Linked DNA regions of Mus musculus: region 1 is linked to region 2. A link is a loop called in an ENCODE intact Hi-C map of the cell type or tissue named here. Cell type or tissue: gastrocnemius. All regions are shown on one strand. Each heading gives the region's core, and the rest is flanking DNA. Links, peaks and the distances in the headings are about the cores only.

Evidence for each region. A loop is a pair of places that touch in the nucleus more often than their neighbours do. Peaks named below come from ENCODE experiments on the same cell type or tissue, not always from the same donor. Only the 100,000 strongest peaks of a DNase experiment are listed, where the experiment ranks them.
Region 1: it touches region 2 in a loop (6-fold over the local background); 2 of 42 quality-filtered maps call a loop at or near these places.

Annotation. Positions count from the first base shown.
Region 1 is chr4:44,571,080-44,586,176 of GRCm38, forward strand. The region is part of intron 7 of Pax5 (paired box 5); the gene reads right to left. Among named protein-coding and RNA genes, the nearest start is that of Mir5120, 29 kb to the right of the region's middle. In gastrocnemius, for the core only: a CTCF peak has its summit at 6,382 (motif pointing right); a DNase peak (open chromatin) is centred at 6,403.
Region 2 is chr4:44,696,352-44,711,448 of GRCm38, forward strand. It overlaps Pax5 (paired box 5), which reads right to left and starts at 14,343. Exons shown (of 10, transcript NM_008782.3): 1 at 14,012-14,343; 2 at 1,171-1,336. The coding sequence starts at 14,057. 5730488B01Rik (RIKEN cDNA 5730488B01 gene) reads left to right here and starts at 6,449. Exons shown (of 1, transcript NR_073462.1): 1 at 6,449-8,759. RefSeq lists a promoter at 14,575-15,097. In gastrocnemius, for the core only: no CTCF peak of the experiment used is centred there; DNase peaks (open chromatin) are centred at 5,228, 5,405, 5,703, 6,031 and 4 more places; H3K4me3 peaks cover 1,911 bases.

The DNA of each region.
Region 1 (15,097 bases), core at 2,702-10,701, 130 kb before region 2:
TGGAGTTGAGCCAACACCCCGGGTTAACCTTGGAAGTCACTCATCCTCAGCGCGAACTGCACCTAAGCAATCCTCTCTAGGAAGGCCAAGAGGAAACAGGAAGGCCAAGCCTGCAGGACTGGGAGTGAGTTCCAACCCTGGTTAGATGTCCTATGCTTCTCTGCAGTGTCGAAGCTCCAAGTCAAACCTCTGAACCCCAAGGTCAGAAGGGCGCAGTCCTAGTGGATTTAGTGTAAGAAACCACTCCACTGGAGAACTCACGCAGGCCCCTCCACCTCTGTTCAAAAAGACATTCAAGAGGGCGCGCGGTAGGCTCTTCATGATGGATCTTCTCGCCATTTTGCAGTTGGAAAACTCAGACCTGGTGGAGGAAGGGGGTCAACTGGCTTGGGGCCCACTTAGACTATGTCAGAGCAGACGCCTGAGTCCAGTGCCTACACCAGCCCAGGGCGCTCTCACTCCCAGTCTTCTTTACAGCATCAGTGACTGGGCTTGTGGATGAGGGAGACCTGGGATGATGTCTCGGGAGTGGAGTGGGTGGCATTCAGACTACACAGGGCCTGAGATGTCAGTAGCCAGTGTATGAGATAGCCAAAGTCAGGGGCTACGTCAGTGAGGGGCTTTCTCAGGAACTGTGGGAGCATCTCTACCACGCAGGGAGCATCTTCATCAATCAAGGGAGCCTTTCCACCCATCCAGGGAGCATCTCCAACCCTGTCCCTGATCCCAGGTTCCTAACTAGCGATGACAACTGCAGGCAATGAACACTTGCAAGGAAGTGATGGAATGCAAGGCTCTTGCCAAGGATTTTGAAAGGGTTAACTCCTCTATTCTTCAGCCTTAGGAGGTAAGGTATTGACATGATTCCTTTCTTACAGGGAAATGAGATGTCCCGGGTGAGCCTGGGTCAAAGTCTACATGGTTAGCCAGTCAATCTGTCCACACCACTACCTTGCTATGGGACTGTCTGAATGAGTCCTGAAGTCCCTCTCTCCGCTGGGACACTGCCATCATTACTCTCTGTCTTCCAGAAGGAAATTCAACTACATAGAATTTATAGTGTACATATTTTTTTTTCTGGAGTTTAAGACAAAAACCTCTCTTCTGGAAGATGGGGGGGGGGTGCTGTGGGGAAGCATGCCCAGTGCAGGCAGCTGGGGTGTGCTCGAATGTGTCTACAGAAGCTCAGTGAGTCTGAGCCAGGCTGGGCTTGGACTCCAGCACTCCTGCCTCCTGGGATCCAGCTCGCTCTTCAAGTGTCTGCCCTTTGGGTCTTGTTTGGTCAACAGTTTTTGCTGTTGGTACACACACTTTAAAATCTTGATCCTTCAAGCAAAGTTTCAGAAAATCAGAACCTTGGCAAAACACTCAACGCAGAAGGCCAGATGAAAAAGCAATAAAAGCAACTTGGGGGAAGGAGGAGGAAGGAATCAATAAACGAACAGGCAAACAGAGGCAGACACGGCAGGAAGAGTCATTGTTTGAAAGGAACAGAGAGTCTGTGGTCAGACCACTCTGAGCATGCCCAGTCTTGTCCGAAAAGGCCGATAGAATAAACAGACCAAAGAAGATTAAAAACAAATCCCATAGAATTATTAAGATACAGAATGAGGAAAGATATAACTAAAATCATAGAAGAAATAATACTTATCAAGAAGAACACACACTGCCACAGTTATAAATAGGAAGTTCTCGACAGAAGGTTCAATTTTCCAGGAAAACATAAATTACCACAATTAACACAAGAGCAGCTAGAAAATACCAATAGCCTAATAATCCTAGAAGAGGCAGAATAAATGTCTTTAATAAAAAAACAAGAACCTCGTCCACTTAGCTTCATGAGCAAGTTTCTATTTGTTCTTATTTGGGTAAGTTGTTTTAAATCTCCAAGAGATATATTATTAGGTTATTAAATGGTCCAGATTATAAACCAAGAGAGTCTAGTTCATTCCACCAACCTGGCCAAATTTTGATGTAAGCACTTAACAGCCCACAGGAGAAAAATTAAGAATTAAATGCTAGTCTCATGATTCCTTCATATGGTACCAAGTTATTTCGTTTTTGCTGGTGTGAACAATGGCTGCCTACATCCACTGCCGCACCAGCTGAGCACTGCTGGGAGCAGTGACATGCTGTGATCACGTGAGTTTCAGTCTATGTATGTGAGCATGGTTCAGTATCAACACATTTGTGAGGACTTCCCATCACTATAACAAGGAAGCAAACCTGCCCAACTGTATAAAAGAGACAGAAAAGACATCGGCCACCATTCAAGATTCATTCCTTACGTGTCAGTAAGACAGACTCAAAGTACACCCCAAACTTACACTGACTCTAAAATTGTCAATATTATATTGTACTTCACAGTTGAAACACTTGGGGAATTTCCTATCGAGGTCAAGAATGTGACAGGAAAACTCATTATAAATATTATCATGGAAAATTATCCTGAAAGTTTCAACCAATACAATAAGACAAGAGAGGTAAAAGTGAGACGTGGGAAAATGACACCCGGATTACAAATAGCAGGATTTGCCTTGGATCCAGAAAATCCCAGGGAAAGTATTTCAGCTACTAGCACCAGTGAAAGAGTTGGTGGGCCAGCCAACTAATGGATAGATTTCCGGGAGTTTCCGTGTTTAAAGGCTGAGTAGCTCCCCCCACCTTGTAAGTTAAGAGACTTCTGCTTAGTTTTCCGTGGCCTCCTTAGTCTGTGTTCTCCCAATTTCATCCTCTCCCACCAGCCCCGGAGCCCCACGCCTTGGCTCAGGCTGTTCCCCTTTTAAGCAGCCTTCTTTCTGTCCTACCTACTTGGCACTCGGTCTAATCCCACAGGAGCATGCTCCTCCCCACGGCCTCTCTGGTTTTTCTGATGGTCACTTCCTCCAAAGGTTTCCCTGCCTGCCATCCCAGGCAGGAAACACCCCAGAGGGGAATGGACAAAGCTCAGGTCACGAAATTTGACTGACAAAGTAGTCTTTGCTTTGCTCAGAGACACCCTCAATCTATCATCCTGACGGCTCCATGAAAGAGGAAACTGAAGGAAAGAGCAGACACGTAACCTGTCCTCAGTAGCACATCAAGTAGGAAAGAGAGCTTAGCTTTGAGCTCAGGGATCCGACCTGTAGCCTGAGACTCTACTGATAGTGAGAGGCGCTGAGACCATGGGGACCAGGGAGTGAGGAAGGGTGGCTAGCAACTGGGAGGGTGGGTTGGTAAGTTGAATAACAAGATCAGATGAGCAAGTGACACAGCAGAGAGAGGGAAAGGAGCAAGTGAGAGAGGGAGAGGGAGAGGGAGAGGGAGAGGGAGAGGGAGAGGGAGAGGGAGAGGGAGAGGGAGAGGGAGAGGGAGAGGCACTGAAAGCCCCAACAGGGATGGCTGTCAGTTCCCAAAGAAGAAGCCATAAGCTCCCCAGGGTGCAGCTGTGTGATGCTGAACACACAACACTCACTAACACTCTGGAGGGGGAGACATAGAGACCACCTAGGGCTCTTTGGTCCCAGCTCTAGCTCTGCTTCTGAGCCTCTGTGGGACCCTGGGCAAGCCAGACTACTGTCCACTCCAGGCTCAGCTTCCCCAACTTCAGGCACAATTCTTTGCTCTCCAGCCTCTCAGAGCCCCCGGCGTTCATGCTGCATGTTCATGCTGCCCCAGTGTGCACACAAGTGAAGGGCATGAGTGTATTACAAGTGCTCGTAGCCTTGACTTCCCCTGCAGGTAAATAGCACTCCTGGAAGGTTACAGGTGCGCCCTGGGCTGCTGGTGGCAGGCTCTTCCTAAGCACAGCCACAATGGGGCATGGTGCCAGCTCCAGCCTCGTACTGGGCATACTCCTTCCCTTATCAACATGGTGCCCCACAAGAAGCTGGCAAATGGTGTTCCACAAGGGACCCTGCCGCCGGGTCTCTCAGTTCCTAGGGGCTCCTTTGTGTTACCTGTGAAGCCATGTTTTACTCTGAGAAGGGGGCTCTTGGTGCATGTGAACCTGGGTACGGCCCTGTGCATATCTGCCGTCACCATAAGAATATGTCCCCGTACCCTCTCATCCAGGAAACAGGGAGAGAAAGAGAGAGCTGAGATGAACTCATCCTCCACTAATTCAGCCAGTTTCCAGTTGACTCCCAAAAGGCACGAGCAAGACAAGCGACTGCTGACCTGCATTGCAGCGTGGACTGCAAAGCCATTGATGATTGATACAAACTTTATATGTGTGACCCATTCTGTTTCCACCCCCACCACCACACCATCATCATCATCACCACCACCACCACCACCACCATTATTATGAGCACACTTCCTCAGTTTCCAAGAATACCAGTCTGAATCCAAGCAGAAGCTGCATACATCCTTGGTAGGAAACAGAAATAACTCACGGCTTGCATTTGCTGTGTTGGCCTCTGAGGACTCTCCTGACCCGGAGCTGTGGCTCCCGGGACCCTCCCTGAGAGCAGTGGGTATTTCCGCTGCCTGGTGCCTTCTCCATCACTCTCCTCAGTGAGCACGAACCACACCCAGTGAGAAGCTACAGCTCTTACTTAGCGGATTCAGGCCTCTGGGCTGGGAGACCAAGCACAGCATGACATGGGAGCCCATGCTTATGACCAAGGAGGGGACGGTTTACACCGTCTGCAGTGCAGCGATGGTCCCGAGGACGGCAGCTCCTTTGCTGATAACTGAGCAAGATGAACTGTTGGGTCCCTGACACACAAAATGGCAGCTGAGCACACCCCTGTCTGACAGAGTGTAGCCTTCTCCTAGAAGCCTGGACTGTGAAAAGCAAGGAGTTCTAGGGACTTGGAAAACTTGACAGAACCTTGCTCTTCTCATGAGAGGAAGGGAAGGATTTAGTACCTGACGTACCACTGAAGAAACTGAAACCCAGAGGCCTGAGTCTCAGAGAGAGTTGCAAGAGCAGCAAGAGATTTCACCTCAGGTGTCTGTCCTGAGGTCTGGTGGGACTCAACTCTCGCTGGGTTATTCAGTGTCTCCCACGAGGAACTGCCCCCCTCCCCAGATGCTAGGACTTCCGTGGAAGTCTTTATAATTGAAAGCGTGACACCTGCTCATGACTAGGGAGCCAGTGGGATGGAGAGGAAGCCGGGAAATAGACCAGAGTGTACTCAGCTCCAGCCGGGGGCGCCTTATGTGTGCTGTTGGTTAACACACGAGTCTTTCAGAGAGATAGAACTGTGTGAGGAGAGTCTGCAGACTCAGAGAACAAACTCCACGTGCATCTAAGGCAAAGAGCTACACCAGAGCTGGGAAGGCCACCGAAGCCCCCTCCAGGCTAGATGTGCAGAAAGACTGCTAACAGTGACACAAAATCAGAGGTATGCATGCCCGCCGCCTCAGCGTGACTCAACATGAGTGTCAACATAGCTTAGACTTTCTTTAAAATCATGCAAATAAAGCAAGCAAATAAACAAAAGCTGGAAATTTAATTTATTATTATTATTTGCTTTAAAGGACAGCAATAAGAAAATGAAGATGAGCCGGGTGTGGTGACACATGCCTTAAATCCCAGCACTTGGGAAACAAAGGCAGGTGGCTCTCTATGAGCTCAATGCTAGCCTAGTCTACATAGCGAGTTCCAGGCCATCTAGGTCTACATAGTGAGAACTGTCTGAAAAATATGCTTTTTATTTAAAAATTTTAGAAAGAAAATAAAATGAAAACGACCCACAATATGGGAGAAAAATATTTGCAAATCAGGTTTCTCATAAAAGGCTGCATCTAGAATTTGTAAAAAAATTTTTTTAATTAATAAAAAAAAGAGAAAGAGAGAAACAAACCAATTACAAATGAGCAAAGGACTTTCATAAGCATGTGGATAAAAAGGAGCAAATGTAAGCCCAGACTAAGCTGCTCAGCGCCAGTGGCCATTAGGGAAATGCAAATCAAAGGCACAGTGACACGGTGCCTCTCCCCTGCCGGGACAGTTGCATTAAAGAGACAGATTATAACCGTCTTCCATAGAGGAAGGAAACTGGACTTCTCATCTCCTGCTGGAGGGGATGCAGAATGGTGTGTGGACTTTGGAAAGTCTGGTCATCCTGCAGAAGGTTGCACATAGAGTTCCCGCATGACCCAGCAATTTCTGGGTTGTGCAAGCAAGAAAACTGGGACCAACAGTCCCTGGGCAAACCTGTATGTGAGTGTTCAGAGTAGCACTGTGATAGCCAGAAAATGGAGACTGCTCATGTACCAACAGCCGACAAACCCAGGAAGTCCAAGGTTCGATTCCAAAAGGCATAAAGAAAGTCTAGGAGGGACAATGGTATGTGTGCGTGAATTTGGATGAACAAGTGAAGGGAAGATGTGCCATTCTGAGATGCAGCTAGGGAAGAAAGCAGGGTTGGCCAAAGGCAAGCCAAATCTGACCAGAGGAGCATGGCCGCCAGAGGGCAGCCTTACCTCCAGGGAGGAGATGCTGGGTCAGCTCTTTGAGGACCAGACTTGAAGAACCAGGAAACCCCCATAACCTTTCCTTTCACAGAGCCTCCCCAGTTACCTCTACAGCCAAATCTAGACCTTGGAATATGGCGGGGGGGGGAGGGTCAAGTTTTGGAGACATGTGGGCCTGAGTTCAAATCTTACCTCCATTACTTAGTAAAATCACCTGAGTCTATTTCTCTGATTGGAAAATCAGGGTCCTTTAGGGAAGCAATGGCACTCTTCATGTTTGTTTTTGAACAAAGCTGGGAATTCTTTGTCGCCCCTGTCATCAGAGGTGGTGTCTGTTTTGCTTCATTGTAAATCTAGGCTGCCCATCAAGAGAGCCACAGCCTCCTTGGGGGTTCCTATGAGCCGCACTTTGGGCCAGGTACTTCTCATGCCCAATCTTCCATGCTAGCCAGGTTTCTGGTATGGACCACATTCTAGGCATATTTGTGTTTTGTAAATACTCATGCGTTTAACCCTGAACACCCACAGGAGACAAGCCCCATTACCAGCCCGTGTTACAGATGTGGAAATGAAGATGTAGAGATTGTTTAAGCCCTTGTCCACGTTCACAGCGTTGGTAAGAAGCAGAGCCACACCCCAGGCATTACGACACCAGATCCCTCCACATTCCCGCCTGCACCCTACCCCTTGTCCTGCCCTGGGAGGCAGTAGGCACTCAGAAAGTGTCTGCCAAGACGACCTTAATCCACCGATACACTTCTACTCAGCTGAATAAACTATGCTATGGCTTCCTCTCACCCACGACTCAGAGGCTCCTCCTTACTATCTCCACAAAATGACCAGACCTGGAGAACCAGTGTCCGCTCAGTTGCAACTTTTTCTTTCTCCTAAGTAGTCTGTATATATACTAACGGGGTGGGGAGTGGGGGCGATATGCATCCAATTAACTTCAAATTTAGCTCATAATGAACTTATCTCATTTTGCTACCAGCTCGGTTCTCATCGTGTGGCAGTAATTAACCACTGGGGGTTGTCACTCCTAGACACACGGCACAAAAATCCTCCAACCCTTGCTTCAAGCCCTTGCAGAATTCATTACTCTGACAGTGTGCAAAGCCTTCACTTTGAATGCCACAGAGTACACACTCAACTCCCCCTCCACCTACCTGATGGTGAGTGGGAGGGAGAGAAAGGACTGCACCCCACTCTCACTACCGGGGCTGTCATTAACTGTGAAGGAGTTTGGGGTGGAGTAGGTGGGCAGGAAGCTAGTGATGGCCTTGGCCAAGGAAGGGGCTGCTGTCCTTGGTCCTGACCGTCCTTGTTGGACTAGAGGTCCTGCCCTCGGACCGGAGGTCTCTGCATGCTGTCTCTCCCTCCAGCTCAGCTATAAAGGACTTTGGTGGAATTGATTGGAAAAGATTCTTCACACCAATGCTCTGTGAGTTGGTGGCCTTATTGCTGACATGGGGACAGAAAGAAAGGCTGGTTCTGGCCTCGGGTAAGACGAGCCCAGCAGTGTCTGCCTGACAGCTGCACACAGTCCCTGCTTCCCCAGAGCCTCTGAGCTGCACCCAGTGAGAAGAGGTTAAAGGACAGCCTTATTGTCACGTGCCCAGGACAGAAACCTCTCGAAGGAGACAGGGTTGTTGGCCTCTGCCACAGGTCTCCTCACTAAATATACACACGGGTGTGCAGAACCTCTTCAGCTAGCTGAGAGAAGTCCTGGTTTTTACTTGGTTTCATTTGGAACCTTTTGACTACATCAATGCTAATAACTAATGTAACTTTAAAACACACACACACACACATGATGGTTTTCTGCAGGCTTTTACAATCAAGTTTACTTTAAAAATTAAAAACAAAATTAAAACAAATAAATACATCCCGAGGAACAAAGAAAATATGTCCAAAGCCCATGTCTAGGCCTCAGACTGCCAGTTTTCCACCATAACTCACCCTTACGGCCCCCGAGTCCCATCTCACCCACATCACCAGCACCAGCACCAGCCCTGCCCACTGCCAGGCCTGGTGAGAATCAGGACTGCTGCCTGGTGCCCAGATACCTGACAGAGAGGAAAGTCCCTGAGGGCGGAGAACAGAGAGACAGCATTTGGGAAGATGGTGTGTGTGTGTGTGTGTGTGTGTGTGTGTGTGTAGTCAGCTCCCCGGGGCCACCCTGTCTCTTCATTCCTGTGGGTGACACTCCTAGCTTCCTGGCCACTCCACTTTCAAAGTGAAAAAATTTCCTATGAAAATGAGAACTTCCCTTTCACCCAGTGGGGTCTCCAAGCCCTGAGAACTCTCTGTCCCCCTCCTCCACAGCACCCACCTGTCCTGGAACACGCTGTTCCTCCCTCCCACCATTCTTTCAACTGCTCCTCCCTACCCCCACCCCATGCCAGGGTCCACACGAAGAGTGCAAAGGCTACACACACCCCAGCTCCTAGCCCTGTTTTATCAGCTCGCCGCTGTGATTGCAGATGCTTTCTCCTCCTTCACGATTGCTCATGGCGTCTTCCCAAAAGCCCCTTTCTCACAGCCAAAGAGCATCAAGGGATCTGAGGAATGCCCTCACAATTCACAAAGCAGGCATAAAGGTGGGCAGTGCACAGGCCCCTCAGTGTCACCTGACTCCCCAGTGGCAGCACAACGGGCATGTCTCCGAGGGAATGTATGTATCTAGGTTTGCAGAGGTGTGCGTAAGCTGACCTTTGACCCAGTGAGGAAGGCCCAGGCTAACACGCAGACTTCCACAGGGTAAGAGACATGACCTCCTAGGTTTCATATGACATTAACCAATTTTGTTTTTAATCTGGTTTTTATGCTAATATTATTTTTTAAATGCTTTCCCTAAGGAATTGGAAGTACAGTTCAGTGATAGTGAGCATGCTTAGCACACACACAGGCCCCGGATTCAACCCAAGCACTGCCCACCCACAGCTATTTATTGTTTGTTTGAGACAGGGTTTCTCTGTGTAGCCAAGCCTATCATGGAACTTACTCTGTAGACCAGGCTGGCCCAGAACTGAGACTCGAATGCCCCTGCCTCCAGAGTACTGGGATTAACAGCATGTGTTACCATGCCTGGATAATGTATTTTTTATTTAAAAAAAAAATTAGAGGCCTCCAGAGATGGCTCAGTAGTTAAGAACACTGGCTACTTTTCCAGAGGACCTTGGTCTGACTCTCAGTGCCTGTGTAGCTATGGAGGCTCACAACAACCTGTAACTTCAGTTCCAGAGAAGCCAATGCCCTCTTCTGGCCTCTGTAGGCAACAGACAGATACACAGCACACAGACATACATGGAGGCAAAACACCTACATACAAAATAAAATAAAATAATTTACTTTTTTTGGTGCACGAGTGCTTGTGTGTGCATGCATGTGCTGGTCAGAGGACAGCTTGTGGGAGTGATTTTTCTCCTCCCCCCATGTGGGCTCTGGGTCGTCAGACTTTGCAGCAAATGCTCTCATCCACTGAGCCGTCTTCCCAGCCCACAAACACAGCATAAAAAAACAAAAACGTTTTAAAAGGCCTTTCCTGATAGAGGGTATAAATTCCTCTTTCTCAAATAGTCTTGGAACCAACAAATTTCCTTATTGGTTACAAATCGATTCAAGTGTTCATGTCATATATTATCATTTTTGCATTGGTATATTCACACTATGGCTTGGGTCAGTGTCTGTCAAAGGTTCCTGTGCTAATGGCTTTGTCCCCAGAGTGGCACTATCGGAGAAATGTTGATACTGTAGAAAAGTATGACCTGGGGAGGTCCTTAGGCCATTTTGAGGGTATTATGGGACCCTGGCCTTTTTAGTTTTTACTTCCTGGTCATTAAGAAAAGTGTCACCCATATATATTACCTCCCGCTGTGATCCAATGTCCCCTCTAGAGGCTCAAAGCTTCAGCTCCCTGGACCTTGGGCTAGAAACTCAAGTACTGTGAGCTGAGTACACCTCTCTCTGGGAATTAATTATCCCTAGTGTCATATTACAGCAATGACAATTACATTTTTAACTGTTCAAAATGTATTTGACACCTGTTGTAGGAATCTTGCCAAAGACATTGAGTGGCATGAGCTGAAGATTTCTAGCAAGATGGATAACTGCCACTATGGGGGCAATAATGGAACAATGTCAGGGGCTCAGATAGGGAACGAGGCCTGGTACACAGCCTCTCATCTGCACACAGTGTATATGGCACTGGCTCACAGCCCATGAGCAGCAGCAACTGAGATGTACAAATAGCTTGCCCTGAAGTCCTTCTTCTGACCTGCCACAGTCTAAGGGTGTGAAGATCACAGGGGTGGTGTGTGTGTGTGTATCCTGCCGTAGCCGCCCAGCTCAGCCTACAGACAGTGACCAGCTAACTGAGATGAGCGTCAGTCAGCCATCAAGAGATCTGGCAGGCTCCTAAAGACAGGCTTATTAGCCTTTAGTTTAAGGACTGTTGTTTCTCTAGAAACAATAAGCCTACATTTCTTTTTTCCCCAAATTACTAATTCCTCACATGTAACTAATTCTGACTGGCTTCTCTCTTATTATCCAGTCTAAAGGTGCAGCCTGGCCCTGTAGAGCCAGAAAGACAAACCTGAGCACTCAGAAAGTAATTGGGTGCCATTCATTTTCCATCTCTAGCCTTCCCAGTCCTCCACCTGGGAAGACCTCATCTGCATCTTTGAAGTCACCGAGGACTGTACCGTCTCCCAGTCCTTTGTTTTGGGGACTTTTCTTTGTCTTGTTTATTGATTTTGTTTTGGGTTTTTGAGATAGTCTTCTGTAGCTCAAGCACTAAAGTCACTTGACTTTAAAGGGTGGTCTTGAACTCCACAACCTCCTGCTTCTACTCCCCGAGTGCTGATATTATCAGTGTGCACCAGGACACCTGACTGGTTAGTATGTGTGTCAGTGGGTGGTGTGTGGATGCACATGGATATGCTTGTAAGCAGAGGAGGACACCACTCAGCCTGCTCTGTCATTCTGTCTCATCCCTTGAGATGGGGTCTTTCACTGATCTGGAGCTAGGCTAGCAGGTGAGAGCCTTAGGCACTTCCTGCTCCAGTCCTTACTCATTGCTGGGGTTGCAGGCCTGCATGGCCACACCTGGCTTTTCTCATGGGTTCTGAGGATTTGAACTTAGATCCTCATTCTTGCACAGCAAGCCCTATGCTGATAGAGCCACTGGGGCCTAAACCCAGAACTTTCATGAGCTAGGCAAGCTGTACTACTGAGCCCTTGTGTTCTGGTTTTGAGAGAGTGGGTTTCATCTGCTTGGAGTTTTAGACCAAACACTGGAGCTTGGTCAACATTTTCATGCACATCTGTGGCTTCCTCTTGTCTCACTGACAAGTGGTGGTCAAATACGATAGAAGGAAGAAGGCGGAACTCCAACCAGCATGGCAGATAAGCAGCCCCACAGCACCACTGGCTCCAGGGCTTTCTGCCAAGACAGGCCCTGATTCAGGGAGAAGAGGGGGCTGTGTTTGTAGCAGGAAGGGCAACCAGGTAACTGCTTGTTCGTGCATTATCTGACATCTACTAAGTGCTACTTCTGTGTGCTCCAGAGAACTCCGACCTGAGAACAGTCCTTGTAGCAACCACAGCATCATGTATGTAGCCCCGAGTCCCAAGCTCTAGTGTACATTTCATTTCCAGGAGATGGAAAAGCTTGACTTGAAGTAAGGTATTCGGCTAGTAAGAGTGGGTTGGAAGTCTATTGAGGTTCTGACTTGAGAGCCTAAACTCCCCTACCCACATCATCCATCCCATGCATTCTGTCTCAAATAGATGAACCACAAAATACGAAATGTGCCTCCCCTTTAACTAGACATTCTTAGATTTTATTGTAGAGATACACAAAGAATACACTAAGACTTACATTTGATTAGAAGGAAGGGGGAAGGGAGGGACCACATTTCTCCAACACATTTTATTAAATGTATTAAACAAAATAAAAAGAGAATTCCATACTATATAGTCTTGTTTCTACTAGTTAAAACAATTGATAAGATTCATGTGCTATGAGATAAATAAAATGCTTTTGAAAGTAAAACGTGTTTTCACAAAACTGAAGGAGAGTGGGCGTTGGCAGGGAGGGGCTTATTTTTCCTTCTATATTTTTTTTCTGTACAGTTTGAATATTTAATCACATGAATGTATCACCTTCTGTTCAAAATTAACATTTTGATTTAAAATTAACTTTTTTCTTAAGAACCAGACAGTGTCTATACCCCAAGGGGCCCACTTGCAGTCTAGAAAGAGAGATGAAATTTAAGACCTGTGCAGCTCAGGCCTCCTCCTGTCCCTTGCTTTCTGGGACAGCCTCGGGATGCCAGGAGTATCTTGGCCATGCCACTTATACAAGTGACAAATACTTATCCCGAAACCCACCAGGCCTCCCCAGGCCAGTACCCAACACTCAGTGGTTGCCTGCCTGAAATATCCCACTCAACAATGTCTGCCCCTTGCCACAAGGCTATGAACAGCATAAGACCTGCTCTGAGCCCTTCCTGCCTCCAACTCTGGAAAACCTAGTCTTCAGGGGCACATAGTTCCAACAGACGTGGTGGCTTAGCTTCCCAGGTTCCTACCCATGCATTAAAGAAGTGGGGAAGGAGACTTAACCAAGTCACGTCACCATGGGGAAAGTGACAGGTGAGTGGTAATGGCAGTGTGTTGATTATTTTCCTGTTACAAAGTCCCTGGTGAAAGCAACCTGAAGGCAGGGTTTATCATAGCTCAGTTTGAGAGTACAGTCCCCCATGGCAGGGCAGTCACCGTGGCAGGAGCGTGACACAGCTTGTCACAGTGCTTGCTCAGTCAGGAAGCAGAGAGAATTGAACGCTGCAGCTGAGCTCTGCTTGTACACAGTCTAGGACCCCAGAGCACAGGAAGGTGCTGCCCACACTTCAGGTGGGTCTGAAACCCATCAGGAAAATCGATCGCAGACACTCACAGGGGTTTGTCTCTCTGGTGATTCTAGGGCCGGTTGAGTTGGCGATCGGGACACATAAGGTGTCAGGAAAACAATATGAGCAGACACAGAGCCCAAACCTCAGTGGTCTGGGTGATTTGTGGCAAGAGCAGTGTCTGTCCAGTTTCCCAAGGCTTCCAGTGCTGTACCAGGGGGTCAGCTCTGCCTATTCACAGGATAGGCCTGGGCAGTGACTTCAGAAGCAGGGGATATCTTGCTCTCCAGCCTGCCTGTGCACCTTGTATGGAGACATGGATAGACAAGGGAGTGTCTGGTAAGTCCCTGTAGCTATAATTACCAGACGATGAGACACTTTTTGTGCAGGGGTGGCAATAGGACAAACCTCTATGAGGATGGGTGCCAACCACACCCCTATCCACACCAAGCCATCTCCAAGCCCATGGAGAACAAAACGACACCTTTGCCTCTTTGTTGTTGTTGTTGTTGTTTTGTTTGAGACAGAGGCTGGTCTCAAACTTACTATGTTGCTGAGAGTAGCCTTGAACTCGTGATCCCCCTGGGCGGGGATTACAGGTGTGGGTCACCATGCTTGACGCGTTTTTATCTTTTGGTGTTTCAGAGTCACAGAGTTGCTAGCCTAGGCTGAAACGTTGCTGAGTGGCCTCCTACCCAGGGCTGCTGGTATCGCTCCCCGGCCTCTCAGCCACCCTCAGTCTGTCCACACTGGCCCCAGATGTCCTGTTCTGTTCATGCCACGTCACTGTCAGAGACCCTCCATTCCCCATCACTGCTTACACGCAAAGTGCACACTTAGTTAAAAGAATGTCCTATAGCAGTGGCTCTCAACCTGTGGGTCATGATCTCTTCAGGTTCATTTTTATGTGGGGTTGGCTGAGATCATCAGAAAATACAAATATTTACACTATGATCCATAAGAGTAGAAAAAATTACAATTATGAAGTAGCAATAAAATAATGTTATGCTTGGGGTCAGCCCAGCATGAGGCGCTGTATTAAAGGGTCGCAGCAATAGGAGGGCTGAGAACTGCTGCTCTAGAGACCCCATCTGCTCGGGCCTTAACTCCAGCTCTGCCACGTCCTAGACTTTGGAAAGATAACTGCCTCTTGTCCTTACTGCCAGGGAGTGGGGCGAAAGGGAGGCTGCAGCTCCTCTTTGCTGAAACCGTTAGGAGGCTTATTTGACACAGAGCTGCGGACATGTGGACAGCGCTGCCGCCCACTCTCCACACTCCCAGCCCTTGCTAACACATAACTCCCTGTGCTGTGCTTCCACCAGGTGGGGACCCATGTGCATCAGTTGATGGATGAACCACGGGCCAGTGGGTAGAGAGGGACCCCCTGCCTCTCCCACTGTGCAGAGCTCGGGAGCCACTCACCCCAGGCCGCAGTGCTGCTGCCTGTGTAGTTCGTGCGCTGTGGCGGGGGGGGGGGGGGGGGCTGTGATGCGCATGCGTGTACTGTGGCTTGAGGTCCTGTGCTATACAAGCACCGTGGCTGGGGGTGCTGCGCATGCGTGCACTGTGGTCAGAGATCATTGTGGGTACCGTGGAGCGCCCACATCTACCAGACAGCTGTACTTAAGTGCGCTGTCCCATCCAGACATCCCCACAGCACTATGAAAGAGAATAACCAGCGCTGCTATTTTGGGGGCTGCTGAACCTAGAAGTTATAAGAACAAGATCCATCCATTGACAGCCTTGGGCATGCCTCAGTTCCCTCATCTACAAACTAA
Region 2 (15,097 bases), core at 2,869-10,868:
TCACTGAGAAAACCTGAAATACTTCAAAAAATGTTCAGGCATCAGTTGTTAGAGCACAACGCAAGCTACAGGACAAAGGTAAGGACCACTGATCCCAGCAAGAAAGCCCTGAGCAGCTAAACTTGACACTGTTCCCATCTGCCAGGGCATCCTTAAAACAAATCACATGCCCAGGACATTAAACAAACAAGCAAGCAAACCTATAGATGTGGTTTGGAGTTATTGAGAGAGATGGGTCCCAGAGTCATTTAGCCCTCTGTCCATCCAGCCCAAGTGCTGACTTAGCCAAACATACCCTGGCCAGTCAGCTTGCCTGGGAAAGATTTGTTTCCTCTTCTTAAAACCTGGCTGGTGCTGAGGCTGATGAAACAAAACAAAACAAAACAAAACAAAACAAAACAAAACAAAACAAAACACAGGAGACTAAAAGTCTGCACAGCCCTCTGGGAGGGGGTCATTGTCAGTATTTTTGCTTGCAGCAAATTGAGGGGTCAAGTGGCAACTTTCAAAGGTCAGATTTGAGAGTTAATGTTTGTTGCTAGTTTGTTTTCCAGTGACTGAGTTAATGCATACCTAGGATGCCTGTCACTATGAAAGTAACAAAACACATAGGAGGGAAATTTTGTAGCCAACATGATAAGGCTAATGATACAACTAAAGATGACTGCAGGCTTTTAAAGACAGAATGTACTATTTAAAAGAAAACACTGAGGACTGGGGGTATAGCTCAGCCGGCATTGCTTAGCATGTACACCAACAAAAAAGAAAATAAAGAAACATTCGACTCTGGTCATGCACTATAATCTATTGATCTCCCTCCCACCCAACCATTTCCTTAAACCCCCACACACAAGCTCACCTAAGAGGTTTGGGGGAAATTCTTAAGAGCCTCCTACTCTTGGTTTCTTTAAAATAGTTCAGCAGATTTTTGAGAAGCACATTGTCCCTCCTAACAAAGTCTCCCTATTCCACGTGTCACTGAAAAGAGGAGTTTCCACAGCTACTTTGAATAGGGTGATCTCAAAGACTTTGCAAAGACTCAAGTGCTGGGTGTATGGAGCAAAATGCCCGCCATAGTCTCACGGGGACACTAGCACCTTGAACAGCTGCGGGCTATCTTTTAGCTCTTTCTTTAAAACATTGAAGGAAGCCTGGAGCCCGTGCCTTTACCTGCCAAGAATTTTGCTGACACAACCATGGCTGACCCGAAGCTGCCTGGAGATGTCGCAGGGCCTGACACCTTGATGGGCAAGTTCCACTATCCTTTGGCGGACTACATCTGGGAGTGGCCGTCCATTCACAAAAACCCCCCCAAGCTGATTCACTCCTCCATGTCCTGAAACAGATCAGAAACAAAAAGCAAGGGGAAGGGTGGTTAGAACCAGTCACATAGTACAAGTGCCCTTGTGAGCACCCAGACCCCTCTGAGATCACAAATGGCCGGCAGGCTCGATAGATGCCTTACACCTGGTGTCAATCATGCGGATGACATAAGGATCCTAGATGGCCTTTTAACTCCAGTCTCAGTTTTTGACCATCTGCAGGCAGTCAGCTGAGCCACCAGGAGCTCCTTACACTGTTTCTTGAGTTACTAGCATTTTTCTCTTCATTTGGGGGAAGGGGTAAGGGGACTGTAAAAGGCATCTATAGGACAGGAGCTCAATCTAAGGAAGATCCCGGGGAGAAGATTACGGTCTTAAAATAATCACACGTAAAGAGAAAAAAAATAGTGGAACTTGTTTAACATTTAACAAATGTCTTCAAAGGTGAAACAGGCTGTTCTAATAGCTACATCTCAAGGGGGAAAGTGTTTTCAAATCAGCAATCTAATTCAAGAACTGAAGACTTTCTTTCTTAATGACCAGCATTTTCAGATCACTGAGACAAAACCTAACTGCTGCCTTGATATAAAGATAGGAAGAAAAAACAAAAAACAAAAAACAAAACAAAACAAAAAAACCCTAAAGCCTCCCTTTAAGACTGTGATGTTGACGTGCAGGCTTGACCATTGTACCCTCTCAGAGCACACAATAGAAATGGGTCACAGGGTCTTCTGCACACAGCACACTCCACTGAATCAGGTTTTGTTAGAAAGGTGTGCCCCTGGAATTTCGGGCATGTCTTGCGATCTACAAGCAGGTTTAAACTGGTTGGAAAGAAATAAGGAAGCTCCTGCCACCCAGATTTCACGGGTGCCGTGGAGTGTATTTAAGTAAAAGGAGTCAGAGAAAGTGCTTGTTCTGCTCCTACACTTACAATGGACATCGGGAGCACTCTGAAGGGACACAGGGACCTGAGTAAACTGAAGACCAGATCAGTCAACACAGACTGATCCAATGTAACATGACTGTCAATCATGTAACAGCTGTCAATCAGCCACTAACTGGCTTTGCTGAAGGTTGGAGCCAAAACAAGTTCAAGAGAATATTGATGCTGTTGGCAACTCAGAGGCTAAGGAGGTGTAACCTCCTACACTAGGACAGAGTGAACTCCACTGGGGATGGGGGGGGGCAGGAATTGAGGCACCGCCAAGGTCACACATATATCCATACTCCAACTTTAAAACAGAAAGTAACCACCACAGCTCAGCCACCACCCATCTGGGTCCAGGACTTTTCTAGGACCAGGCCCATGAACAATATCTGAAATTGAGGAATAGAACTCTTATAACACCACCCATTTCCTTAAAAGAGTCTTTAAAGAATCATGAATTATTTCCCAAAATTTCCAGGTTCGGGTGTATGTCCAAGAAACCAAGAATTTTTTAGGAAATAACATTATTTAGTTCCAAACTATGCTGACTCTTCCTCTGATTTCTTTAAAATGTGCCTTTAAGGGATTTTGATTGTTCTGAAACATCAAAATTCACATAGGAGAAGAAAGAAAAAAAAAAGAGATAAATTTGCCCTGAACAGGATTTTACAGCTAGGGACATAGTTACATAGCTTACCTATAACAGAAAGATTACAGCAACCCTGATCAACAGCTTTGATCTGGGACAAAGAGTATCTAAGGGGGAGGAGGGTTGAATCAATCTTTTCAGAACAGCCTGGATGTGGGTAAAACAAAGTATATCCAAAATCGGGGTTTGTTCTCTGGAAGGATGGAGGCCAAGAAAAGGAAACTGAAAGACCCAGCACATTTCTAATATGATCTAGAGGTCCAGGAATTGCAGCCAATCTGCAATTAGAGTTAGCTGTACCACTGACAATTGAGACTTCTGCCCAAAACACAATGGCAACCTTCAGAGGACTTCAATGCCAAAAGCAGTTATATAGGGGATTTGTGGGTTTGTATCATAGCAAAAGCTGCGAAGAATCTCCTAGAGTCAGGTCTCACTAAATCACAACAGATCCCCCAAACTTCCTCCCTGTGTCCACAAGGCTAACAGATTTGCAGAATCTAAGGCAAGTGTCCACATCTGACACAGACTTGGCCTAGGTGACTCTTACTTTTCTTGACTTCCTGGACAGGGCCCCGGATCCTCTTAGTCTTCTTGCCTCACTTATAAACATACCCAACAGAGCACTTTACCACTGAGGCCTCAGGAAAGGTGCTAATCTGAGATTGGTAAGAAGGGAAGCTCACATATAAGGGAGAGAGCCACTGGAACCAAGAAAAGAGAGGTATGTGCAAAGGGTATAGAGAGTTGGGGTGGAGACAGACAGCAAAGAAAAGAAGGCTAGATAGAACACAGAGAAGTTTGGGCAGGCAGAGGGAGTTGGGACAGAAGAAAAATCAAAACAGACCGGCAAATGGAAGGGGGCTTCTGGAAGACAGGATTTCTGTGGGTGGGGCTCTGTTTCTTCTCCCTCTCTCTCTCTCTCAGGCCTTGCTCCAGCTTTGCATCTCCTCAAAGGCTCAAACCTCAACTTCTACCGTGTGTTCCAGCTAGGTGAGGGCTCATCTGCCAGGAAGATACTGGGCTAAGACATGAACTCAGCTATCATTCCTACAGGGAACAGAATCTGCAGAGACTGGCACAGAAACGGTGGAAACGAATTAGGTAGAAACTGGGAAGCAAACACAGATGTAACAAAAGTAAAGATCACCGGCCTGCACCTGGGGAATAGGGTTTGAAGGGGGACAGAAGGATGATGGAACTGTGGGTGCCCCTAGGACTTTTGTGTCTCTGGCCTGAAAGGAGCTGCCTTCTGTAGATTCTCCTCAGACCTTGTTAAGAACATGTGGCCCACAAAGAGCATTGCCCAAACCCCAAGAACTATGACTGAGCACAGAGTATTAGGTAAAAGATGTCTCTGCTCAGCTAAAGACTGAACTAGAAGACCCTGGCTCATAGAAATTCTTTCTAAATGCACCAAAGCAGAAGGAGGAAGGGACACACATAGACATGCAAACAGAATCCCAGAGAGTGGACAGCCAGGTGCTGATACACATAGCAGCAGTCATGCTGTGAATACAGACATGGCTGGACTACACAGAGGGAGAGCCTTGTCTGTGTGGATACTCCAGCAGTCCACTGCCCTCTCTGAGATTAGGTCCTTCTCTTCCCTCCTTTCCAGGAATTCCCCCAAAACCTAACGGTACACCTCTATCCTGAGAACCAGCTACAATTCTGTCAGTCCTTTTATCTCTCCAGCCACAGTATAAATAGTATTTATATTCTATAAAACAGAGGTATCTGAAGGTTTGGGTCACACTCAGGTATGACACTGGCCACAAAAGTACTTTATAACTAACTGGTAAAAGGGTTGGGGGAAGGAAACATCTGGGGGAGGGCCTCTGTGCCAGTGAGCTTGGTGGAACTGGAACAGAGTGTGGGGTACCTCTGAACCCAGAAGTCAAATGTCTGTCCTTCTCGACAGAAACTGTCCTGTGCAGAACTGGTTGTGGGGGGTGGGAGAAGAAGGGAGGTAACAAGGAAAAACTGACCAGGGCCAGAAAGAAAGAGAGAGAGAGAGAGAGAGAGAGAGAGAGAGAGAGAGAGAGAGAGAGAGAGAGGAAAGGAAGAGAAGAGAAGAGAAGAGAAGAGAAAAAAGATGAAAGAAGAATCCTAGTACACCTGTCACCTTGCAGAACCTATTTTCTCTGCCCCCATCACCAGCAAATAAGGACCCAGAGACAGATTACATTGTGCAAGCAAACAGCTTTAGGCATAAGAGCTAACTAAGGTCTTTCCAAAGACGCCAAGGGCTTCCCCTAGCTCTGGAAGCTAGGCTTGCCCAGCCCCCACTGTGCTGCCAGGGAGATTGAGAATGGGAGGAGGGAGGATTTCCCGAGGAGGGGGCAGATTGAAGGGCCGGCAGGAAGGCTGAGACATTAGCAGTTGGTTAACCTGCACCTGGAAGGAGCTGCCTCTCCACACGAATGCACACCGCAAGACCACCAAATCTGATGCTGTCTCCCCACGGGCTTGGGCACGACCTCTGGGCAGCAGAACTCTGGACAGAGAGAGGCAGTGCAGGCCTTTGGATTTCTGCCAGAAGCACGGGAGCCAGCCCTACCCATCTTGCCTCCCAGTTGTTTCTTGCCCACCTCAGAGTGTTGCCCCCAACTCGTTTGTTTTCAGGTTCGTTCTGAGTGAGAGCAGAGAGGCTCTAGAGCCAGTCTGCGCATGAAAATGCTGCGGGAAACGCTGGAGCCATGGTGGACTGGAAACCGCTTAAACCCAGTCTCCTAAAGGGGAGGAATCGTTGGGGCTGGGACCAGAGCAAGCAGCTTCTCTGCGCGAATCTTGTCGCTGCTCGCTCGGGAGATTTACCTCCGACTGGGATATTGACACAAAGAGAAGCTGACCTGCTTGAAGCCCGCTTTGGCTGCCTAAGCAAACCTTCCCCTGCTACCAGGCCACTCAGTTCTTGGTGGAAGACACGAAGATTATTGCTTCACCTTGCCTTCTCTCTAGCCGGGTCTCTATGCCTTTGTTAAATAGGGGACCCACGGCTAGAGTAGCGGGATCCCGGCTGGTTGAGGTTTAAAAAGCTTGCAGCCGGCTGCTAGCCACGGAGTTACTCTGAGATCTGCAACCCACAGAGACTCGAGCTGGGCACCCGAGTGCAGTCTGCCAAAGCCTGGCGCCTTCCCCTGGCCGAGTCTACAGCCAACAGAAAGGAAACGCGATTCGTTCCACTTGGAATTTCCTTGAAATCTCCGAATCTAATCCAGCGTTAACTCACCGTGAGAAGAGCGCTTGTCTCATAGGAGGCTGTGTTAATGGGTGAACTGGCAGGATCCCTGTGGGTCAGGCAGCAGGGCCCTACCGGTGTCCGAAATGACCCTGCCGGTCTCTTACACTGCACAGGCTTTCAGAAGGCAGGGATGCCTGCATGTGACTAATTAGCTTGCTTCCTTCCTTTCTTTCTTTCTTTCTTTCTTTCTTTCTTTCTTTCTTTCTTTTTCTTTCTAGTAGAGAAGCCATCTCAAGGTAGACATCCTACAGAGAAGGACCCAATGATGTCTTTAAAGGTCTCTGTATGTACTGGCCGACACCTAAACTGAAGTGTAGCTTAGGGACCCTGACTTCGTTGATTCTTTAAATCCCCTCTCCTCGATCCAGGGCGCATTTGGAATCCTGGACCTGGTGCCCCTTCTTAACTTTCACTTCTTTCTTCACATATTCAGGGACTGGTCGGGGCTCTACTTTTCCTTTTAAGCATCAGTCTTGCCTAGTCCCATGGCTGAAAAAGGCGCCAACAGAGTTGGGATGTTGAGCGCTGGCTGAGACTCTCACTGACCTCTATTCAAACTTCCTGCCCTCCAACTGACCCAGTCCCGAGCTGTCTATGCGTATGAACCAGGGTTCTGAGAACTAGCGGCTAGAGCTCGGGAAAGGCTACAGCTCGCTGCCTACTCTACCTCGTTGCTGGAGGCGGGATTCACCCACCAGGCGCTTCGGCCTCGGCGGCGTCCGCTACCTGAAAACATTGCACTTTGCGAAGTTGTCTACGCAGCTACAGAGGTCCCGAGTCCTTCAGGACTTAGTATCTTACCCCGCACTCCGGCACCCCCAACCCGATCCCGGCCGGAGAGTGAGAGAAGCGAGCTCGCCGCCTACTTACTATGCATGGATGCAAACGGGTCGTGCTTACAGTGTATTTCCATCGGGGCGCTCCAGACTGTAGGCCGGCCCACGCCGCTGCCTCTCGGCGCCAAAGGACTGCCCAGGGCGCCTAGGGAACCGCGCCACCAGGCCGGGCACAGTGTGAGCAGAGATCAGAAAACACCTCTGCAGCCGTGGGGTCCCTCTCGGAGCCGCCTGCGGAAGATCGCGGAGAGCTGAGCCGAGAGGCGGGAAACGGTGCTCTCAGCCAGTCGGTCTGGGAGCGGGCGCCCAACTCCCGCTAGCTTCGCTCCTCGGCGGGCTCAAGCGGCGGCTCCCGGCCCGCACCAGAGAAGCTGCGGCCCAAGCGCTAGCGGCGTCGAGGGCATAGCGCAGGGGCCCACCTCCAGGACGGCTAGGGGAGCCCGGCGCGGGACCAGCAGCCTGCAGGAGGCCGCGAGCGCAGGGCCCTCCGTCTCAGTCCGGGGCAGCGAGGCCGCGGACTGCCAGGCTGCTTCGGTCTTGCTGCCTCGAGGGTCTGCCCACCCTTCGGCCTCCGCCAGGTCCTTCTTGTTTCCCGCTTCTCCGTGTCTCTGGAGCCGGACCTCCCCTTCCACCTCTCTTCTGTCGGCTCTCTGACGTCTCCGACGAAGTTACAGAGAACTCCCTCTCCTGTCGCGCAGGGGCCGCGGCGGAGTCTGAAATGCTGCAGCTGCTGAAGCTGGGAGCCCGGTGCGCCCCGAAGCTGCAACCCTCGAAGCCCGGGACCCGCTTGCCTTCAAAGTTCCCGCGGGCCCCGCAGCTCCCGGCCCCTTCGCGCCTGGCTGTGGTTCACGCTACCAACTCTTGGAGCCCCGCTGCCCGATCTCGGGGTTCCGGGTGGATTGTCCCTGCCTTGCCTCTTCCGGGACAGCCGCCGCGTCTGCCCAGCGTGGAGCGAGGGGTGCAGAGAGGATGAGGGTCCCTGCCGCCCGGACCGCCGGGGCCGCCGAGGCTGTCGGTGCTGAGATGAAGCCCCTGCCGGCTCTAATGCCTGCTCTGCCGCCGCCGCCGCCGGCGCTAGCCCTCCGCCTGTTCGGCGCGCACAGTGCGCCACCGCGCCGCCCCGAAGCCGCTTTCAGGACCCGCTGCGTGTGGACAGCGCCGCCCGGGGCTCAGCCTCCCTCCGGGCGGGGGCGGGGCGAGAGCTCACCTGCCAATCATGCCCCATCAAGCCAATCAGAACAGGGGCATCCGGCCCTAGCCCGATATACTGCCCTATTGGCTAAGCAACCCACGGGCTCCGCCTGATTAGCCGGTACCTGGGCAATGGGAGAGAATGGGGGGCGGGGCCCAAGCTGCGGCGCCACGTTCATTGACAAACGCGTGGGGAGAAGGCCTAGTGGTTCTCGGGTGGAAAAGGGGTAGAGAGAGAACAGAGCCCACGCAGTGTCTGGAGAGCCATGCTCTTGGTCCCACAGAGCCGACCTTTCGGAGGGCCGTCGAGATTTTAGGATGCGCTTAGAGACTGGGAGCAACCGAGACAGGGTCGAAGAAGAGTAAGGATGGGAGAGAGATCTCCAGAATGAAAAGAAAAAACAAAAAACAAAAATAGAAAAACATCCACAGATTTTAGAGGTAGACGTTCAGCACAATAGAGATCCGATTTTCGGTCTAGGCGGCAGATTTCTGTGTGTATATCTGCCGCTTTAGACCTCACTTTGCTCCTCTGTAAAATGGGCAGAGTTTAGTAAAGAAGTCTTTGATGCTGGTTCCTTCCATTTCCTAAGTTTATCAAGAATCCACTAAGCAACGGCCGTCTCCTCTGTATCCTCCTCTATCATTCTTCTATCCACAGAGGCCCCAGCATTGCACTAACCAAAGGCAGAACTGGGGAAATATTATTTGAAGGTTACCAGAAATTTGGGGAGTCTCCAAAGCTTGGACCAGGTTGCCTCAAGTACAGAGGCATAGATCCTTTCTGTTGTCTTAGCCTAGGAGCTGATAGGTCCCTTGGGAGCTGGTGATGCTCTTAGCTCAAAGCTTCTGTCAACAAGAGGATTTCCGCATCTGGTGCAAGGCCTCTTTAAAAAGGGAAGGAGTCCACCGGCATCCAGAGCTAATGAGAGCACCGGAAGCCAGTGGCTGTGCAGTTACCTCCATTTGCAAGAGCCTGGCAGTGTAGCATCAGGATGGCCACCTGGTAGAGGAAAACCTGACCTTCCTCACTAGAGTTCTTGTAGATTTTAGGACAAAAATGAACAGGCTTCTAGAAGACAGAATTCTTCGATCCAGCAAAGCTCTTTCTTTAGCCAACACGTGTCTCAGTTTCTTGGGAATATAAGGCTCCCAGACCACAATCAAAGCTGTTGGACTTTAAAAAACAAAAAACGAAGTGTCTTCACCCAGGTAGCTATAGTTCTGTGAGGCTTCTAGTGTGCTAAGACCCAACCCAACACAGATACTGAGCACTGCCCTCCCCCTCACCGTGGCAGTTGTAGGAGAATACTAAACGCTCACTCCTTTGAATCGTAAGTGATGACTCTCTGCTATTAAACATAAACCCACCAAAACCCAAGACCTCTGAGGCGTCTGCTTCAGGCATAGTAGAGGGAGGACAAAGCTCAGAATGATCCGAGGATCATTTTCACTATTTACTTTCTCCTCATTTCCATTCTTCTCTTCTTGCTCCACTTCTAACATCTCTATACTAGGTCAGCTCGTGGGTCCTCCCTTGATAGCCGCCTCCTCCAAGCTGCCCCTGACAAGCGGGGAAAGTCTCCCCGGGCTAACACAGCCCCACCCCCACTGGGGCACAGCTGCAGGAAAACAGCCAAGGCTGGTCTCTGGGGACTCAGAAGGCTGTGGTGTGTGAGGCAGTGGAGTGGTAGCTTTTTCTCTCTCCATTTTCCGGAACCCCTTCCGGGTCTTGATCTTTGCTGCCCCACACCTACCTCTGCCTTAGAGCAAGGAGATTACAACTGGGAAAGTACTGTGATGGCATAGGGCCCCATTTGCTTTATCCCGTAGTCCCCAGCGAATCAGATATCGTAAGAGTTGAGTTCCAAGCCAGTTATGGGACTCTTAATTCCCACTATGGATGTCAAGAGGCTGCTCCGGAGAATCGGTCAGTGGTACCTCAAGCTCCCAACCCTGCTCCTTGAGCTTACAATCCCCGATCAAGAATATTAAAAACTAAAAGGGTTCTGAGAAAACTGTTTCCCCATTCTTCAGATTTGGAACCTGAGGATAAGAGGCTGGATTCAACTTATCTAAGGTCGCACTAGTGCAAGCCTGGGATAGAAGAAAGGCTGGAGGCTGGAAGTGGAGCTGGTGTCAAACTAAATAATTTATCTGGACAATACCTGAAGAGGCCAATTGTTCTGTATTGTTTGGACAAAACCCTAAAGGTATCCTGAGGGCAGGATGAAAATGCAGGTACCATTCCAACAGACACAGTCCAGGTCCCTCCTTTCACACAGTAGGCATTGTTCAGCTCTGGCTATGTTCTCTTCTGTACGACCCTATCTAACCAATGAAGGAAAGAAGGCCCTCCCAGTACTTAGTGATTCTGGGTCAGAGGAAATTTTCTTCTGAGTGGTTCTGTTTGACACTCCTGGAGTTCCTGAGCCCTGAGAACTTCAAATCCCCAAGAAGTGAACAGCCCTACTATTACCACCTACTCCAGCCTCTCAAGCTCCCAAATAGTGGCCCAGAGAAATTAGATGACCAGTCTGAGATGGCACAGCTATTTCCCCACAGAGATAGGCTTCCATGCCTCAAGCCCTGCCTTCATCTGCAACCTGCGTCCAGGAAGGGCTATCAGAGAGGTACACAGAGATCATAGCCCTGTGAAACAAAACCATGGGGGAAGGTGCAGGGAGTGGAAAAATAAAGCAAAACAAACAAACAAAACCCACAAGTTATTTAAATTCAATTGCTTTGGAACGTTTTGTCTGTTGATTGAACGACCATTTTGAGAGTGCTTCAGAAACCAGAACCCTTTTGGAGAAAGAGTCTGTCTGTCTGTCTGTCTGTCTGTCTCTCTCTCTCTCTCTCTCTCTCTCTCTCTCTCTCTCTCTCCTTGGAGACTTTGCCTGATGGGAGTCTGGGAGTCACACACCACGCCACACCATCCCCAATTCCTACCCTGCTCCCTGCTCTCCAACAGTCCCCGCTTACAGAACAGCCAGACCCTCTGAGTGCTGGTGCTGCCATGGAGTTCTGACCTGAGATTGACTCTTGCAGTTCAATTCCAGCCCATTTGACTGCTCTTTCTTCCAATAAAACAAGGCCTTTCGGGATTCAGACTGGTTGCTCAATTGGGAAGGATCTGAGGTGTCTGGGCACTGCTCTTCTAACCTGGTGGGTTCCTTTTAACTTTAATTTAAAAATAAAAAAAAGTATCGAAGAGGAAAAACAAATGGTCTGTGATTGCACAGCAAATGGGGCATAGAGATGCCTGTCTGATCCTTGAAAGTGGATCAAGAATCTGCCCTACTTGGTCTGGGTATATTGCAGGAATCACTGGGGAGGAGAATATTAAGCCAAGTCTCTCTTGATGTGCACACATGCTGTGTTGGGGCTTGTCATCCCTACTAGTCTGCCCTTGCACCAGGACAGTCTCTCTGTGCTTAAAGAGTGCATAGTCCTTGCTCCTAAGGCCTCAGCTTCTTGTACCTGGAATCCAGAGAACAACCTCTGGAATGTTTCCCAGAGCTTCTGTGAGATGCTGTCCCAGGCATGGGAAGTGCTCTTCTCTCCCTTCTAGAGCCAGTCTTGTTTTATTAGAAGTCAGCTCCTTCTGGGCCTCCTCTTTTCCAAAGGAGGAAGAAGCTTCTTAGGTGCCTCCCTGCTGTGTGCTGGCCTTGCTTAATGCTGGGCTTTAAACTTTAAAGACACTCCAGGAGGACTGCTAGATGGCTCTGGAGGAAAGAAGGGACAGTTTGGTGGCCCATGAAAGGCCTACAAGTTCAGGGCAGAAAGTAGACCTAGATGGCCTTTGAGTGCCTGGACAGCCCCTCAGTCCTCTCCCTCCTTTTCCCTAGGCTGGACCTCAGGACTTGGAAGACAAGCAAAAGGGCACACCTGAGCTACTACCTTTTCCAAAGCCAAGCAGGTGGCTTTTACCCTAACTCATCATTAAGGGGCGTGGCTCTTAGAATTTGAAGCTCCAAACCTCCCTAGGATTTCCCCTACACAAGCCCCACCCAGTCTAACAGCACAGGAGAGTGAAATGCTTTATTGATTAAATGATTATTCAGGCGATTGAACTAATCAAAGAGCCCATCGACCGCCATGAATTACATTCTTCGTAGTAGACAGCTTGTCGGAGAGACAGCCACTCGGACCCCTCTCTTGACTCACAGGCGTCCATCCCGGTCCCAACAATAAACAACCCAGGCAGGCACAGAAACCTTTGGGCATCCCACCACTTAGAGAAAGGAAGCTTGTCTGGGAGTTAAGAATGGAAAGGGAATGGAGATCCTGGTTTCTGCCTCTGAACTCTCACCACAGTGATGTTCCTCTGGCTCCTGCTCTCACTTGTTTTGTTTTTTTTTTTTTTCTATCATGGCTTTTCTGGACCCAGAGCTATGCCAGGAAGTCACCCTGGGTTGGTGGTCTAAGTTTTATCTTCTTGACTTTATCAAAGGCTTGAGTAGAACTGAGATCTCATAGATAACCCAGAAATGAGAAAAGTGGGTTTCCTGCCATTGCTCAGAGTGTTAGTGTACAGGTTGGCCCAAGAGTCTAAGGAGCAAAACAGGATGGCATACCATGTTATGTCTTAGCATAGACAGAGGCCTACTGCCCTGCCACATCTCAAACATAAACATATCCTGCTACCCACTGCATGGGCCTCTGGGAGGCACAGGGGCACTGTGCCAAGAAGGCCTGTGTACATACAGTAACCCCAGCTGAATGACCAGGCTAGGCTCACATACCCACCCACTTGTGCTCTCCTTCATTGGAGCAGCACCCACAGGACAAAGCCTGAGCATACAGTGTGACATATATACACACACAATGTCAGAGGCTAATCTAGGTGACAGCCTAAAGGCAAGGGATTGGAGTGTGTGTGTGTGTGTGTGTGTGTGTGTGTGTGTACACTGTCAAAATGTCATCAGTAGTCCACAGACTGTTCTTACCTACCAAAGTTGTGCTTGCTGTAGGAGACCCTTGTACACAAATGCTAAATGCAACACTACACTAATGAGACAGTGCACACTGCACAGTGAGAGCTTAATTGCCCTGAATTCACATCACTTTTGATTCTATCTCTCAATATTATAAGACTTAGGCCTGGCAGCACATGTGTTGTATACTATACCCCTAGTAGGCCCCAGAGCTATACCAGTGCTAGAGACAAGCACTTTTGTATGTATTGGTATGTACACATTGGGCAGCTGTTGACATCCAAAAATGGAGGGGTCAGAGAACCACCTCTTTCTTACTTCCAAAATCACTTGGGATATAGAGATGACCAGACCTCTTAAGCAGTAGATGTCCAGTGAGTGAGATGCTTATCAAACTATATACACAGAATTTACACAAACACACATCTTGGAGTCTTAAAAAGAACGCACACAAACACTAACTCATAAACACATGCTAATATGCTCAAGGCAAGATACAAGCTAGTAAAGATGCCAACAGGCGTACAAACTCAAACTGAACACCTATTTGGGGTAACACAAACTCCTGCACACATTGATCTCCTCAAGTGAGCACACAGATCCAAACTTGAACATCTCCAGATTAACACCAACACAAGTATCAGAAACAGAATCAAACAAAACCAAAGAAAACAGGCCTCCTTGAAGACACCTTGACGGACTAGTGAAAACCATGTGAACGCACTGTAGAAGGACAGGCCTTTTCCTGAGAAAACTACACACACACACACACACACACACACACACACACACAAACACACACACCTTTCTTCTTGCATGGATATTAGCATGGATACTAGCACTGGGTAGTGTCCCAGAGTAAGCATGGATGAATCCCGTTTCGCGGTGTTCCTACCTGTCCTGATGGTCCGAGGAGTCGGGTAATTTTTCTCTAAATCCATTTCGATATTTCAGGACTTGATGAAATGGACAGCGAGGAAAAGTTTCCACTTTTTTTGGGGTGTCTTTTTTCCTTTTCTTTCTTTTTTCTTTTCTTTTTTCTTTCTTTGTTTTATTTTCTTTTCTCCCTCTTTTTCTTTCTTCCTTTCCTCTTTCTTTCTTTCTTTCTTTCTTTCTTTCTTTCTTTCTTTCTTTCTTTCTTTCTTTCTTTCTTTTTTTTGGTGCTGGGGCCCGCTCACAAGTCGGAATAATTGAAGCCTTCCGCTCCCCCGCCGAGCTGGGGTAGCTGATCACTGAGCTGAAACTAAACGTTTTAGGTGGAAAAAAAGCGTCCGAAGGCACCGTGAAATGATTAAGGAACTAAAGAGCTTCTCGCCATGTGAGATCATGTCCTGTTCTCGCCAACATCACAAGATGTCCCCAGACACGTCGCGCCCCCGGCGCACCGCCCCGCACTGCGGGCCAAGAACCAGGGAAAGGGTGTCAGCTCTGCGGCCTGCCCAGCGTGCCAGACGGGGCGGACCAGGCCTGGCCGAAGGTGTGCAAGAGGCCCAGAGAGCAGCAATGCCGCCTCGGTGCCGCCTTGGACTTTTATAGGGGGTTGGGGGCAGGGAAGGAAAGATTCAGACTGCGCCCGGCCCGGCGTTAGTCGCGCGCCTAGGGGAAGGAGAACCTGAGTCACAGGGTCGTACCCGCTTCCAAACCTGTGTCTGGGGGTCGCGGCCCTGTGCGCTTTTGCTCTACATGTAAACTCTGCTTTGTGAGGGCCAGTAGGCCCATTTTTTTATTTTAAAGAAAGAACAATTCTGCCAAGCAAGTGGTTTTGAACCCTGTACTAGCACAATTGTCAACCACAGGGGATGCTCCAGCATCCTCAGATTCACCCCTAGGGCGGCGCCCGCCCTCGGGGTTCCCAACTACCCCACCCCCAACTCAATTGCAACCTCCATAGGTCTGCTGGGCTCATCTTCCAGGGCAGCTTCAGATCACTACAGTATCTAGGTCCCATTCAGCCACCAGGTCCCAGATCTCCCCTTTAGAA